2 separate regions of the Homo sapiens genome follow, and region 2 is linked to region 1. A link is a contact called in ENCODE Hi-C or POLR2A ChIA-PET data. All regions are on one chromosome and are shown on one strand. The core of a region is the stretch at or near the end of the contact, and the rest is flanking DNA. Distances in the headings are between cores, read along the strand shown.

Evidence for each region. Hi-C counts contacts between places; a loop is a spot of excess contacts on that map. ChIA-PET counts read pairs that join two places held with the same protein, here RNA polymerase II (POLR2A). Pooled maps may share reads with other maps.
Region 2: a map of naive thymus-derived CD4-positive, alpha-beta T cell shows a loop between it and region 1 (15-fold over the local background). The contact joins the promoter of STX8 here to the promoter of SCO1 in region 1. A Hi-C loop is called at or near these places in 1 of 168 maps with a recorded cell type or tissue (naive thymus-derived CD4-positive, alpha-beta T cell), 2 of 37 single-sample maps with no recorded cell type and 10 of 50 pooled maps. POLR2A ChIA-PET finds 5 or more read pairs at or near these places in 2 of 52 experiments (AG04450 and activated T-cell).

What each region holds. Positions count from the first base shown.
Region 1 is chr17:10,695,196-10,701,962 of GRCh38, forward strand. It overlaps SCO1 (synthesis of cytochrome C oxidase 1), which reads right to left and starts at 2,338. Exons shown (of 6, transcript NM_004589.4): 1 at 2,040-2,338; 2 at 546-636. The coding sequence starts at 2,312. It overlaps ADPRM (ADP-ribose/CDP-alcohol diphosphatase, manganese dependent), which reads left to right and starts at 2,399. Exons shown (of 4, transcript NM_020233.5): 1 at 2,399-2,472. RefSeq lists enhancers at 1,315-2,138, 2,139-2,963, 2,257-2,551, 2,267-2,316 and a silencer at 2,437-2,766.
Region 2 is chr17:9,572,205-9,578,971 of GRCh38, forward strand. It overlaps STX8 (syntaxin 8), which reads right to left and starts at 3,616. Exons shown (of 8, transcript NM_004853.3): 1 at 3,588-3,616. The coding sequence starts at 3,604. It overlaps CFAP52 (cilia and flagella associated protein 52), which reads left to right and starts at 4,438. Exons shown (of 14, transcript NM_145054.5): 1 at 4,438-4,561. The coding sequence starts at 4,492. RefSeq lists enhancers at 3,599-3,778, 4,571-4,700.

The sequences.
Region 1 (6,767 bases), core at 1,088-3,587:
TAGGAAGCCTTCTCAAATCTCAAGGCTGGGACTTGCTTTTGCTCTCACAACATGGTAAGCTTCCTTCTGGCCTGGCAGAATCGCATCTAGTAAAATACTTTACTTCTGTGTCTGTTTCCCTTCCGTGTGCACCTCAAAGGCTCGACTACATCTTACTCATCTTCGTACCCTCCAGATTTCATCTTGCCCAGTCAAATCTATCCACAGTATATCTTTTAACATTGTTATGCAGTGGTATCCTAGCTTGGATCCTGGAACAAATAAAAGACATTGATAGAAAAACAAGTGAAATCCAAATACAATCTGTAATTTAATAGTTGTGTGCCATTTAAAATTTCTTAGTCATGAAAAATGTGTCATGGTTATACAAGATGTTAATATTAGGGGAAGCTGGGTGAAAGGTATGTAGAACCTATGCTATCTTTGCAATTTTTTGGTAAATCTAAAGTTGTTTCAAAACAAAAAGCTAAAAAACAACAAAAAAGGTGCTAGTCCATAGCCAGGAAGACCTTTATACAGGGCTGAGCAGATGATAATCTACTTACTCTCTGCCTTTTCTTTCTTGACGTGCTTCATTCCAGCCAGTAAAGCTCCTCCAATAGCAAATGTGATTGCTAAAGACTTCCAGGAAACAGGCTACTGGGGCAGGGATTTCAAACATAAAAATTCTAGTAAGATGCAAACATTTAACCATACAAACTTATTAAAGTAGTTTTTAATATACATACACACAGGCCATGATGTTAAATGTGCAAAATGTTTCAGGGATGAGAAAATGCTCAAAGTTTCTGTGGATGCAGTTAGGTCTGGGATCTGAACTACAAAGGCATTCATCTCCAGGGGAAAGTTCCCTAAGTCAGTTCTCTTCATGTAAATAAAAAAAAAAAAAAAAAAAAAAAAAAGCTCAAGTACCACGATTGTTACTATGTGTGACCCTAGCTCCAGTAATGACTTTAAAACCAATTATGGCCGGGCGCGGTGGGTCACGCCTGTAATCCCAGCACTTTGGGAGGCGGAGGCGGGTGGATCACCTGAGGTCGGGAGTTTGAGACCAGCATGGCCAACATGGTGAAACCCCATCTCCACTGAAAATACAAAAATTAGCCGGGCGTGGTAGCGGACCCCTCTAAACCCAGCTACACGGGAGGCTGAGGCAGGAGAATCGCTTGAACCCGGGAGGCGGACGTTGCAGTGGGCCGAGATAGGGCCACTGCACTCCAGCCTGGGCAAAAGAGCAAAACTCCGTCTCAAAACAAAAACCAAAATCCAAAAACACACACACAAAAAACAATTATCTGCTTATGCTGATACTGAGATAAATAGACCAAACGAAATTTGGGAGGTTAACTTAACTCTGGCTTCCAGAAGTAACAATGCCAAAGTAGAAGAGGAATCTAAAAGTGGAGCTTCTTGCAAATTACACCCATTATTTCTTTGTACCCTTATTCAACTCCCCAAATGAAGATGATGTTGGCCAACTAGACTAGGCCTAACTCATTAACCTTCCCGTAGCTCCAAAAACCCACTTCTCTTACCACAGGGTAGTGGCTCTCAAGTTATTTCTGGGTCAGAATTAGAACTCGAGAGAACCCCAAGAAAAAGGCAGATCCACACATAACTAAGTTCCACTTTTTGTTTCAATTTCAACGTATACATGGAACTCTGGATGGGGCTCAAGTGACAAATTATAAAAGTCCTCTGACTTCTCAATCACGGTAAACTTTAGGTTCATACCCTTAAGAAAACCTGAAACTTAATTTTTTTTTTTTTTTTGATGGAAACGCTAACATAAAATCCAAGTCGGGGCATCCAGCCACGTGGAGAGGGTGTAAAGTCTCAAGTTCTCTGTGGAGAACTGGGACTACCCGCAAGGCACGGGAAATGTAGGATGAAATTCCATGACCCAGGTAAGGCGCGCAAGCTAAGGACAACTTTAGGGGAGGCGGAGTAGTGTCTGAGGTTACGACCAAGTGGGATGTGGCCGCTGGGCTGGCCGACAGCCGCGACGAGCACCAGAAGGGTTCCAGGTGTGCACTCACCCCGGGCTTCGAGGGGCGCGTGGAGTCTCCGGGGCCCTTCTGCGACCACGGGGGTGGCGGCCTCGCAGTGCTGAGGGGCCGGGTTCCCAGGCAATAGCCAGGGCGCCCCGAGGCACGCCACGCCTCCGCTTGCCGCGCGCAGAACTGCCTCAGCAAGACTCTCGCAGTCCCCTCGGCTGGGCCCCAAAACTCGAGTCCGCGAGGCAAGAAGCGCCAAAGTTGGCCACCCAGAGGCCGCATAACTCGTCCGGGTACTAGGACCAGCATCGCCATGAGCCTCGGAGACCGGGTCTCCTTTGACCCTCCCCGCGATTTCCGGTAGCGTTCCGCTTCCTCCGGAAGTCGGAAGGAGTCGCTCTGTCCGTCCCGCTCGTTGGTGGCGCTGTTACATAGCCCGTAGTCAGAGGCCTTTCAGCCCAGGGGCCGGCGCACGGTAGGTAGTTCCCTGCGGCTGGAGGCGGGTCTGGCGCGGGCTGGGCGGTGCTGCGGGGCCGCGGGACAGCGGAGCGCCGGGAAGGGGGCTGCCTTAGGGGTCCAGGTGCGCGGCTGGGCCGAGGCAAGGCGGCCCCAAGCGCTGGGGGCCCCCGCTTTGGTCGTGGGCTTCGGTGACCACAGCTAGCTCCTCGCGCCGGGGACACCCCCACCTCGGAAGAGAGAACACACTGCCTAGAGACCCACGGGACTGGGCAGCCCCCATAACCCTACCTTGTCTGGCCGACTTTGTCAACCTCGTCCTGCCGGCCAAGAGGAAGTGCCAGAATGTTGACTCCTTTACATCTTTGAAATAGAAACCGACCCATTGCGATTGAAATAGTCTTTAACTTAAAAAAAATTGCTAATTAGGATAATTTGAGTGGTTAGGGCGGTCTGGAAGAACTTTAAATGCCCAGCGCTTCTAGTTATTTAACATTATAATGTAACCTAATTAATAAAGCATAGCAGTGTGTAAAGAAATATAGACAGCATGATATCCCATCCGTTAACTTAGTCTTCCTGGGTCCCAGTTTCTTAAAATACTCTCACGGACTCCCTTGCTCCCTACAGTTTCGTTATTTGAAGTTTGTTATGGGTTCCTCATCTGGAACTGCTTATGTTCCTTGTTAATGAGGCCAAGAGCATTCGTAGGTTTTTCGTTCTTTGTGAAAGTCTAACTTCATTTCATCTGCCTTTATTTATATCTTAATATCCGCAATATTAACCACTCCCTCCCCGCCCCTACCTCGGTGGTTGCTTTACAAAATACAGAGAAATAAAAAAAGGAAAATCGTCCTCTAATTATCTTCCTTAACTACAGATCCCGCTCCTGTGTGGCTTTTTTTTCCCCCATGGGACCGACTCTGAGTAGGAGAAACTCGTGCTCTGATGATTGTTGGACCAGAGCATGGTTGGTTTGCTTGTTTTCTATGAGTTAGCCAAACTAGCCAACTGTTCTGTTCTCTAACCCAGTAACGGAACATAGTGTTACCTGTGTTTCTTGATTCGCGGTTGGACTAGAATTTTCAGAAATTTCTGCCAAAGTTCTTAAATGTTTGTTCAGCACTTCAAGTCGTTAATCAAACTATTTTTTTCTATCTTATAGTTGCCTGTGGGTAGGATTTTTGCTCTTTTATCTTTGTGTATTTGTTTGCCCAGGGATAATTTTTTCTTGTAATTGACAAAAAGACATAAAAGTACCTTGTGTAGTCAGGCAGATAGCATACAAAATTATTGTTCATCTCTGATTGCCCAATTGTAGGTTACCTGATCAGCCACCCAAATTAAGATTGAAGTCAGTGTTTCTACCTGATCTATTAAATTTTATTTGCTAAAGTGCTTCTTTTAGTAGCAACTTCTTCATATTAATTTTATAATATTAAATAAAATGCTATCATTGAAAACAGTTCTTGGGGCCAGATGTGGTGGCTCACGCCTGTAATCCCATCACTTTGGGAGGCTGAGGTGAGTGGGTCACTGGAGCCTAGGAGTTTGAAGCTGCAGTGAGCTGTGATCGGGCCACTGCCTTCCAGTCTGGGCAACAAAGCAAGACTCTGCCTCTAAAAAATAAATAAAATAAATATAAAATATAGTTCCTGGCTCAAAGTAGGTGTTTTATAACTGCATTTTGGATGAATTGCTAGTAACACCTGAGCCTGATGGCAAGGACCCATGAAACTTTAGTGCCAGAAGGCGCCTACAGTGTTATCCCTTATAGACCTTATCACTTTTATTACTGCTGTGAAACCACCAAAGTCACCAAATGAGGTTTATGTTTTGTTTTCCAAGTTAGATATTTTTCTTTTCTTTCTTTTTTTTTTTTTTTTTTTTTTGAGACAAAGTCTCCCTCTGTCGCCCAAGCTGGAGTGTGCAGTGGTGCGATCTCAGCTCACTGCAACCTCCGCCTCCTGGGTTCAAGCGATTCTCTTGCCTCATCCTCCCGTGTAGCTGGGACTAGAGGTGCGTGCCACCAGGCCTGTCTAATTTAAAAAATATATATATTTTTAGTAGAGACAGTGTTTCACCATGTTAGCTAGGACGGTCTCGATTTCCTGACATCGTGATCTGCCCGCCTCGGCCTCCCAAAGTGCTAGGATTACAGGCTTGCGCCACCACACCCGGCCCCAATTTAGATATTTTTCTTGAGAGAAGCAGGGCATGGATTAGTATCATCTGATATTGGTTCTATCAATAGTGATCAGATTTTGTTCTTGACATAACTTTAGGCTGGTTTGACTGGGGACAGCTAGGCCCTAACTTTTGTGAACTTCCCAGCACCCTAATGTGTTTACTTCATTTTTGTTCCAGGCCCCTGCCCCTTGTGCCTAACTCCTAACCACAAACATTTCCTGCCCCAACTTAACTTTCCTTTTGGTATGGTATCTGCGTAGAAAACATATGCTGCACCCTTAGGCTAGGAGCCTCTGTTACAATAGTTTCTCCTAACAAAGTCTCTCTTTATTAATCTCTAGACTTTCCCTGCTGCCCCCTTCACCTTTGACAATAGAGTGAAGAAATCATACTCTTTTCAGGGTAGAGCTACTTCTTTTACAAGTTCATTATTGATGCTTGAAGGCTTTCCACAAGGAACTTCAGCCTTCTGCCAATCTTAAGTATTGGAAAAGTTTTATTAGTATGATCTTATAGCAACTTTTCAGTAATTAAGCATCCTTGGGTATGGGAGGCCTGAGGCAGGTGGATCACTTGAGCTCAGGAGCTTGAGACCAGCCTGGGCAACATGGCAAAACCCTATTAGTATGATCTTGTAGTAACTTTTCAGTAATTAAGCATCCTTGGGTATGGGAGGCCTGAGGCAGGTGGATCACTTGAGCTCAGGAGCTTGAGACCAGCCTGGGCAACATGGCAAAACCCTATCTCTACAAAAGAAAAAAAAAAAAAAGCCAAAAAAAGTCAGGTGTGGTGGTACATGCCTGTAGTCTTAGCTACCAGGGAGGCTGAATTAGGAGGATCACTTGAGCCCAGGAAGTCGAGGCTACAGTGAGCCATGATCGCACCACTGCACTCCAGCTTGCGCAGTAGAGCCAGACCCTGTCTCAGGAAAAAAAAAAAAAAAAAAATCTCTCATGCCTAAGGTAGTTTTCTCAAAATACTGGCTGCTTATCCTGTACTATGACATGATAGGAATTTTGAGAGCAACTCTTGTAAACTTTTCTACATTATTCTCTTCTATTAAAATGTTGCAGTAGTTTCAGTTATGAGGCTCATTAGACAGATTTTCAGATATATAATTTTAAAATTATTTTCTTAACATGCGTATAGTACTTTATGGTTTAGAGATTTACAGAGTAATAGTTTACTGTGATCATAACTCAGTTGAAGCTCACGATAACCTATTGAGGGTTATTTTGCTTCAGGAAACACGAGGACTATAATTCAGTTCTGGGTTTTTCATTTCAAAGGGTTCAGCACTTCATAATACCTCTTTAAAACTTAGACAGCGTAGCATGTAATAAATGGTGCAGGCAAACTTTGAAAACAAAGTTCACTAAAAACTTGCCATTCTCCTTTCTATTCAAAAGCGAAATATTTCCTTAGGTCTTCTAATTTTTCCAGATTTGATTTTCTCTAAAGTTTTGAATTTTCTTTTTTAAAAAAACTTTATGTATACTTTTTTTTTTTTGAGATGGAGTCTCGCTCTGTTGCCCAGGCTGGAGTGCAGTGGCGCGATCTCGGCTCACTGCAAGCTCCGCCTCCCAGGTTCACACCATTCTCCTGCCTCAGCCTCCTGAGTAGCTGGGACTACAGGCGCCTGCCACCACACCCGGCTAATTTTTGTATTTTTAGTAGAGATGGGGTTTCACCATGTTAGCCAGGATGGTCTCGATCTCCTGACCTCGTGATCCGCCCACCTTGGCCTCCCAAAGTGCTGGGATTACAGGCGTGAGCCACCACGCCTGGCCTATATGTACATTTTTAAACACACATAAAAGTAGTTAGAATAAACTTCATGCACCCATTTCTAGCTTCCACAATTATCCTGTACTCACTGATTTTTTTGTGTGTCTGTATTTGATGGAGGGAGGGAGCTATTTTGAAAACATTTCCTGACATTAGAATGCTTATTAATTCTAAGTTTCCTCACTGGAGGTGGCTTTGAGTTTTTGATCTCTCTGTTCACCAGGACCAATCTTTCTGAGCTCCCCCTACATGTCCCTGAACCAAGAAAGGAAAGGCTAAACTCGCCAGGAGAGTCAATTCCCTGACCACCTGGTTCTTTTTGCACTGCCGTACTCA
Region 2 (6,767 bases), core at 2,366-4,865, 1.1 Mb before region 1:
ACATTAGCAAAGAGCCAGTTCAGAGACAGTGATCATGGGCTCCTTCTGTTAAACAGCGAGCTTACCACTTGCTTTGATAGGCCATTAAAATAGTAACTGCTATATTCCATTGCTAGACACTGAGGGAGGTGCCAATGACCTATGATTTTAGCAACACAAAGGTAAAGCTGTAGTTGAATCTGTTTTTATAGGTTGTTTTTGTTTGTTTGTTTTGTTTTGTTTTGACATGGAGTCTCGCTCTGTCGCCCAGGCTGAAGTGCAGTGGCGCAATCTCGGCTCACTGCAACCTCCACCTCCTGGGTTCAAGTGATTCTCCTGCCTCAGCCTCCTGAGTAGCTGGGATTACAGGTACACACCAACATGCCCAGCTAATTTTTGCGTTTTTAGTAGAGACGGGGTTTCACCATGTTGGTCAGGCTGGTCTCGAACTCCTGACCTTATGATCCGCCTGCCTCAGCCTCCCAAAGTGCTAGGATTACAGGTGTGAGCCACCACACCTGGCCTTTTATAGGTTTTTCAAGTCCCTTCCCATACTCCTTTCTACCCCCCTAATCAGCGACCCATTTTGTGCTTTGGGAGCACAGCTGAGTGTCTCACTGTTTCACTCTCAATAGTCCAATGAGAAAGCCACTTCATCAAACTAATGAAGTATAACAGAAAAAGTCTCAATGCTTTATCAACATTAACTGCGGAAGAAGCTTGGGGTCCAGTGATAGCTTCCACCAATCTAAATAGATAACTGGGGGCCTGTCCCTTATCTTTGACCTTTATTTCCTACTTGATTTGTAAACTGAGGGATTTAGGTTCCAGAAGGTGGAGGGCAACTTAGGAATATGTATTGTAAACCAAAATAAAATTCTAAGCCCACCCCCAACACCCCCCCCCACCCCCGCAACCATCTGAACGGACCCCTACTCTAAGGCAAGGGCATTCCAAAGTTAACCTGAAACACTGGTTCAGGCCATGATGGGAAGAGGGGATCAGACATGCCTCATTATATATCCTCTCCTCCTTTTTGGAATTCAGGAAAAGCCAACCAGCATTAACGTCAATACAGACCTTAAGTCTGATAAGAAACACTTACAATGTATTCTCTCTAAAGCCTGCTACCCAGAGGCTTCATTTGCATAATAAAATCTTGGTCTCCACTACCCCTTATCATAACCCAGACATTCGTTTCTATTGATAATAACTCAACCAATTGCCAATCAGAAAATTTTTCAATCTACTTATGACCTGGAAGCCCCCCACGCCCTTCGAGGTGTCCCTCCCTTCTGGATTGAGCCATCATAAATCTTACATGTATTAATTCATGTATTATTCTCCCTAAATTGTATAAAAGCAAGCTGTTCCCCAACCACCTTGGGCACAGGTCTTCAGAACCTCCTGAGGCTGTGTCATGGGTGCATTCTTAACCTTGGCAAAATAAACTTTCTAAATTGACTGAGACCTGTCTCAGATACTTTGGGGTTCACAGTATCAAGGGCCTTAAAAATGTTTATACCCTTGAGCCCAACAGTTCTATTTCACTTTCAACAGTCTAATGAGAAAGCCACTTAGTCAAACTGATTGAGAATAACAAAAAAAGTATAAATGCTTCACTTTCAACAGTTCTAATTCCTACTTCTAGACAGGGAGCCCAAGGAAATAAGAGATAGAACAAAGGGACTCCCTTTGCAATGATAAAACAAAACAAAACATCAGAAAAACAAAAAACTAATAGGAGAAAAATAAATTATGGTCATTCATGTGATGCATTATTTTGCAACATAAGACAATTATGAGGCCAGGTGCGGTGGCTCACACCTGTAATCCCAGCACTTTGGGAGGCCAAGGCGGGCAGATTGCCTGAGCTCAGGAGTTCAAGATCAGCCTAGGCAACACGGTAAAACCCTGTCTCTACTAAAATACAAAAAATTAGCTGGGCGTGGCTGCGTGCGCCTGTAGTCCCAGCTACTCCAGAGGCTGAGGCAGGAGAGTTGCTTAAGCCCAGGAGGTGGAGGTTGCAGTGAGCCATGATCGCGCCATTGCACTCCAGCCTGGGTGACAGACAGAGCAAGACTCCGTCTCAAAAAAAAAAAAAAGAAGAAAAGAAAGTTATGCTTTCAAAGAATGTCCAATGACATAGAGAAATGCTGTTTATATTATATATATATATAAAAATATAGATTAAAATAACAAATTCATTGTAAAAAAATCATTAATGGCTATTTCCAAATTATAGAGTTAAAGATGCTATTTATTTTCCTTTTTGCAAATTTTCAATATTCTCTAAATTGAATATTCTCTATCAAGGGGTGTATATAACTGTTAAAATTAGGGATTTTGGGGTTTTTTATTTTTTTTTGAGACGGAGTTTCGCTCGTGTTGCCCAGGCTGGAGTGCAATGGCACGATCTCAGCTCACCACAACCTACACCTCCCGGGTTCAAGCGATTCTCCTGCCTCAGTCTCCCGAGTAGCTGGGATTACAGGCATGTACTACCATGCCCGGCTAATTTTGTATTTTTAGTAGAGACGGGGTTTCTCCATGTTGGTCAGGCTGGTCTCGACCTCCCGACCTCAGGTGATCTGCCTGCCTCGGCCTCCCAAAGTACTGGGATTACAGGCGTGAGCCACCACCGCGTCCGGCCTAAAATTAGGTTTAAAAAAGTAAATGCTAAATTAAATAATTGGCCCAAATAACCTAGATTCCAGGTAACTCAACTTTGTTCTTGGAATCCATTCTTCTAATATCCAGGATGTGGGCAACTTAAACAATTATAAACTATATTAGAAATAACAACATAAGACACATATTCCAACAAGAACGTTATAGAGCTGTAATATGTTTTTAATTATTAAGCAGAAAGGTCAAGTCTATGTTCAATAACAATACGTTCCTTGGGATCAAACAATATGTTCCTTGGGATCAAAAGTTGCATCTTTCATCATGCAGTCCTTGGGATTAACTGCTAAATAAATCACCCTTATCAGCTATTGTTTTACTGCAGAAGCTACTGCTAAAGGAAAAGACTTCATGATATTAACTCAAGAAAGTGCAAAATGCCTTATAAACAAGTGCACAATTTCCCTCCCAGGTTCCTGTATCTGGAAGGGCCCCCAAGATCTAGGTCTTAGCCCCAGCTGGTTACTAACTGGCTGGTGGCCATGGATTCTGAACCTCGGTTTCTCCACCTGTGAAATAAGGGGGTTTACCGGGATGGACTGACATGCTACAAAAACGTTATTTCGACTTCACTTTTATAGGAGTCCAGGGAAGCCTGCACCAGCCAGCTAGCTCCAAAACCAGGATGGGCGGGAAATCCCCGCAACGAGATGCAGCCCAGAAAAGCTAAAGGAATATTCAGAGATTTGGCGTAAGTCCTCAGCTCTCCAGCGGACCACCTGGTCTCCTTCCCGGGCCACCCTTGCAAGGACCAAGTGTGGCGGGATGTGGCTGAGCCCCCTCAGTAAAGGAAAGGTCTCGCTGCCCCTCCCCTCATCCCGAAAGGCCACCAGCGGCAATGCGAAGTGATTGCCTGCTCTCCGGAAGCCCGGCCTCCCCGAAGGTCCCTCCACGCACCGCCGCCCTCACCCGGGACTCACCAGGGGTCCGGTGCCATCCTGCAGACTCCGCCCGCCGCTCGGACTCTTCCTGCTCTTAGCAGCTGACTACGGCGGCCCGCGCGGCTCACTCCCCGCAGTTCGTCCCGTGCGCGACCGGAGCCTGGAGTTTGCAAAGTGAGTAGCTAGGGCCTCAGAACTATAATCAGAGAAAGCAAAGCGCTCCCCTGCGGACAGTACACTGGAGCAATCTACTCCCACCAAGAGACGCGAACTGCTAAGCTCAGTTAAAATTGTTAAATAGAAACAAAGCATTTTCCCAGGAAGGTGGGAGCGCTGCAAGACCTCTCTGTAGCAGTTACTTAAAAATTTATCCTGCTTCAAAAACAAAACAATAAACAAAACACTAGATTGCGGTGAGACTTGCACGCTGCGTAAACTCACTACAACCTACTTTAAGTTAACTTTATGATATGTAAATTATACCTCAACGCTTTTTAAAAAATCTTTAAAATTTTTTTCACACTGCTCCAAACAGGGGCCCAAAGAAGTATCAATTATATATATTTTTTATAGCAGCCTTCCTATCAGTCCTGTACGCCTGATTACATATTTTTTAAATGCCATTCATTCGGTGCTTGATTTTAGAGTTACTAAGAAGTCACAGACTCTACACAAGGGGATGGAGGAATTAGTTCTGCGCAGTTAGTGCCATCCCCTAAATTTCCAGAGAAATAGCACAAAAAAAAAGAAGAGGAGTCCCACCCCATCTCTCTTCCAGTCCCCATACCCCTTCATTTCCAAGAATGCTAATGAACTCGAACTCGGCAGGCTGGGTTTCTGCGCGGGCGTGGAGCTGGAGCGCATGCGCTCGTCCGTTACCATAACGACCAGAAGACGCTGCAGCCACTAGGGAGGAGAGCAAAGTAATCAGAACCTCCCAAGGATGGATAACAAAATTTCGCCGGAGGCCCAAGTGGCGGAGCTGGAACTTGACGCCGTGATCGGCTTCAATGGTGAGGCCTCCAGCATCTTTGGGCTGGCTGGTTTAGGAATTCGGAGGACGTGTAGTGCAAACAGGAATAGTGAGACACCGGGGACACCTGAAAGGCAGTGTGGGACAACGGCAGGAGCCCTGGCCAGGGACACGCACAGGAGGACCCGCACAGCCTGACCTGCCCCAAGGCCTTGGAGAGTCACTTCCTCGATCCAAGCCTCAGGGAGTGAGATGGTTTTTACCAGCTCGGACAAGCGCCAGCACCTAAAAGGGACCAAATGCCTCTTCCCCAGGCGGGCCGGATGAGTACGGGTGGTTGTAACCCTTCTCCCACTAGGTCAGCCCTTCCTGGCTCTGAACCCCACGCCGCTCGCAAAGCCCTAGGCTCCTTCGTAACCACACAGAAGGATGCTGTCTGTGTCGGCCCCTGGGACCAGCTAGGAAATCTGCTAAAATCCCAACTGGCGTACCAGTGAGAAAGGGCTGGGAGGGAACGTGTGTTTGAGCAACCCCCTGAGGGGATGTTGTTGGTCCTCTAATCCTAAGGAAGGTTTCTAAATGATGAGGATTTCAGACCAGGACAGAAGGGGAAGGGGACGCCAGGGGGAGCTAAAGCGGAGAGAAAAAGGGACTGGGCCGCTCCGCTGAAATCTTATTTGTGACTGCCTATTGTTTTGAAGATTCTGGGAAGAAAAAGCTGTGGGGTTTTATTGTTCGTTTTGAGGGGTTTTGGTTTTTTGAGGGATGAGAAAACAATGAATTAGATTTTAGGAGAAGCAAAACTTTTCAAAAATGTGTGTTGTGATGCCTGAAAGCTTTAAGAATGTGGATGCAGAACAATCACTGTCTAAAGTTTTAAGCATACTCTAGGACTTAGCTCTTGACTCTTGGTTTAACTTTAACAGTCTCCAATAGAAAGTGAGTGCTTTATACATTTCGGATATCAGATATCTTGAGAGTTGGTTACAAGATCATTGAGAAACAATTGAGCAGCCTACAGTGGGTTGCATAATGTCACTTGTTGAGCCAATGTAGAACCACACACATAGAACTCTGCAACTGAGGCCGGGGGCAGTGGCTCATGCCTGTAATCCCAGCGCTTTGGGAGGCCAAGGCAGGTAGATCACCTGAGGTCAGGAGTTCGAGACCATCCTGTCCAACATGGTGAAATCCCATCTATACTAAAAATACAAAAATTATCCGGGCGTGGTGGTAGGTGCCTGTAATCCCAGCTACTTGAGAGGCTGAGGGAGGAGAATCACTTGAACTTGGGAGGCAGAGGTTGCAGTGAGCCAAGGTCACGCCACTGCACTCCAGCCTGGGGGACAGAGCGAGACTCCGTCTCAAAAAATAAATAAATAAATAAACAAACAAACATACATATTCAACAGGTTATAGGAGGAGCTATGAATACTCATGAAGGTGGTCCCAACACATGTGTATTGAACAAACATTGATGTAATATATCACTCATATTCACCTTGGGATGGAGACCTAACATTTAAATGTATTACAATTAGGTCCTATATGTCAAAAGGCCTTTTCAGGACATGACGGCACGTTAAGTGGGAAGCCTCAGTAAACTGGCCAGAGGTAGTCCGTGGTGAGTGGTCTTCTTGCCAGGAGAACATTACTGAAATCACTCTGTTGTCCAATCAAAATTGTTCTTATGGCGGGTTGAACAGGGCTTCAGTTAGTAAGTGCCTATGAACTGGACAGGTTGCAGTTGTTTTCATATTGCTTATCTCAAGATAAGTGCTTGTTTAGCTGCCAGAGAAAAAGAAAAACCTTGTGGCAGTGTATAGTTTATTTTATTTATTTATTTTGAGACGGTGGAGTCTCGCTCTGTTGTGTAATGGCACAATCTCGGCTCACTGCAACCTCCACCTCCTGGATTCAAGCTATTCTCCTGCCTCAGCCTCCAGAGTAGCTGGGATTATAAGCACCCACCACCACGCCTGGCTAATTTTTGTATTCTTAGTAGAGACGGGGTTTCACCAAGTTGGCCAGACTAGTCTCCAATTCCTGACCTCAGGTGATCCACCCGCCTTGGCCTCCCAAAGTGCTGGGATTACAGGCTTGAGCCACCACACCCAGCCACAGGGTGGAGGGGTGCATGGCCTTAGGTCCTGTTTATAATTTGATATCTTATTGCCACACAGTCTGTCAATCTTATGATCTCTATTTTAACATTAATGCTGATCAGTTGTGTCTAAACCACAAAA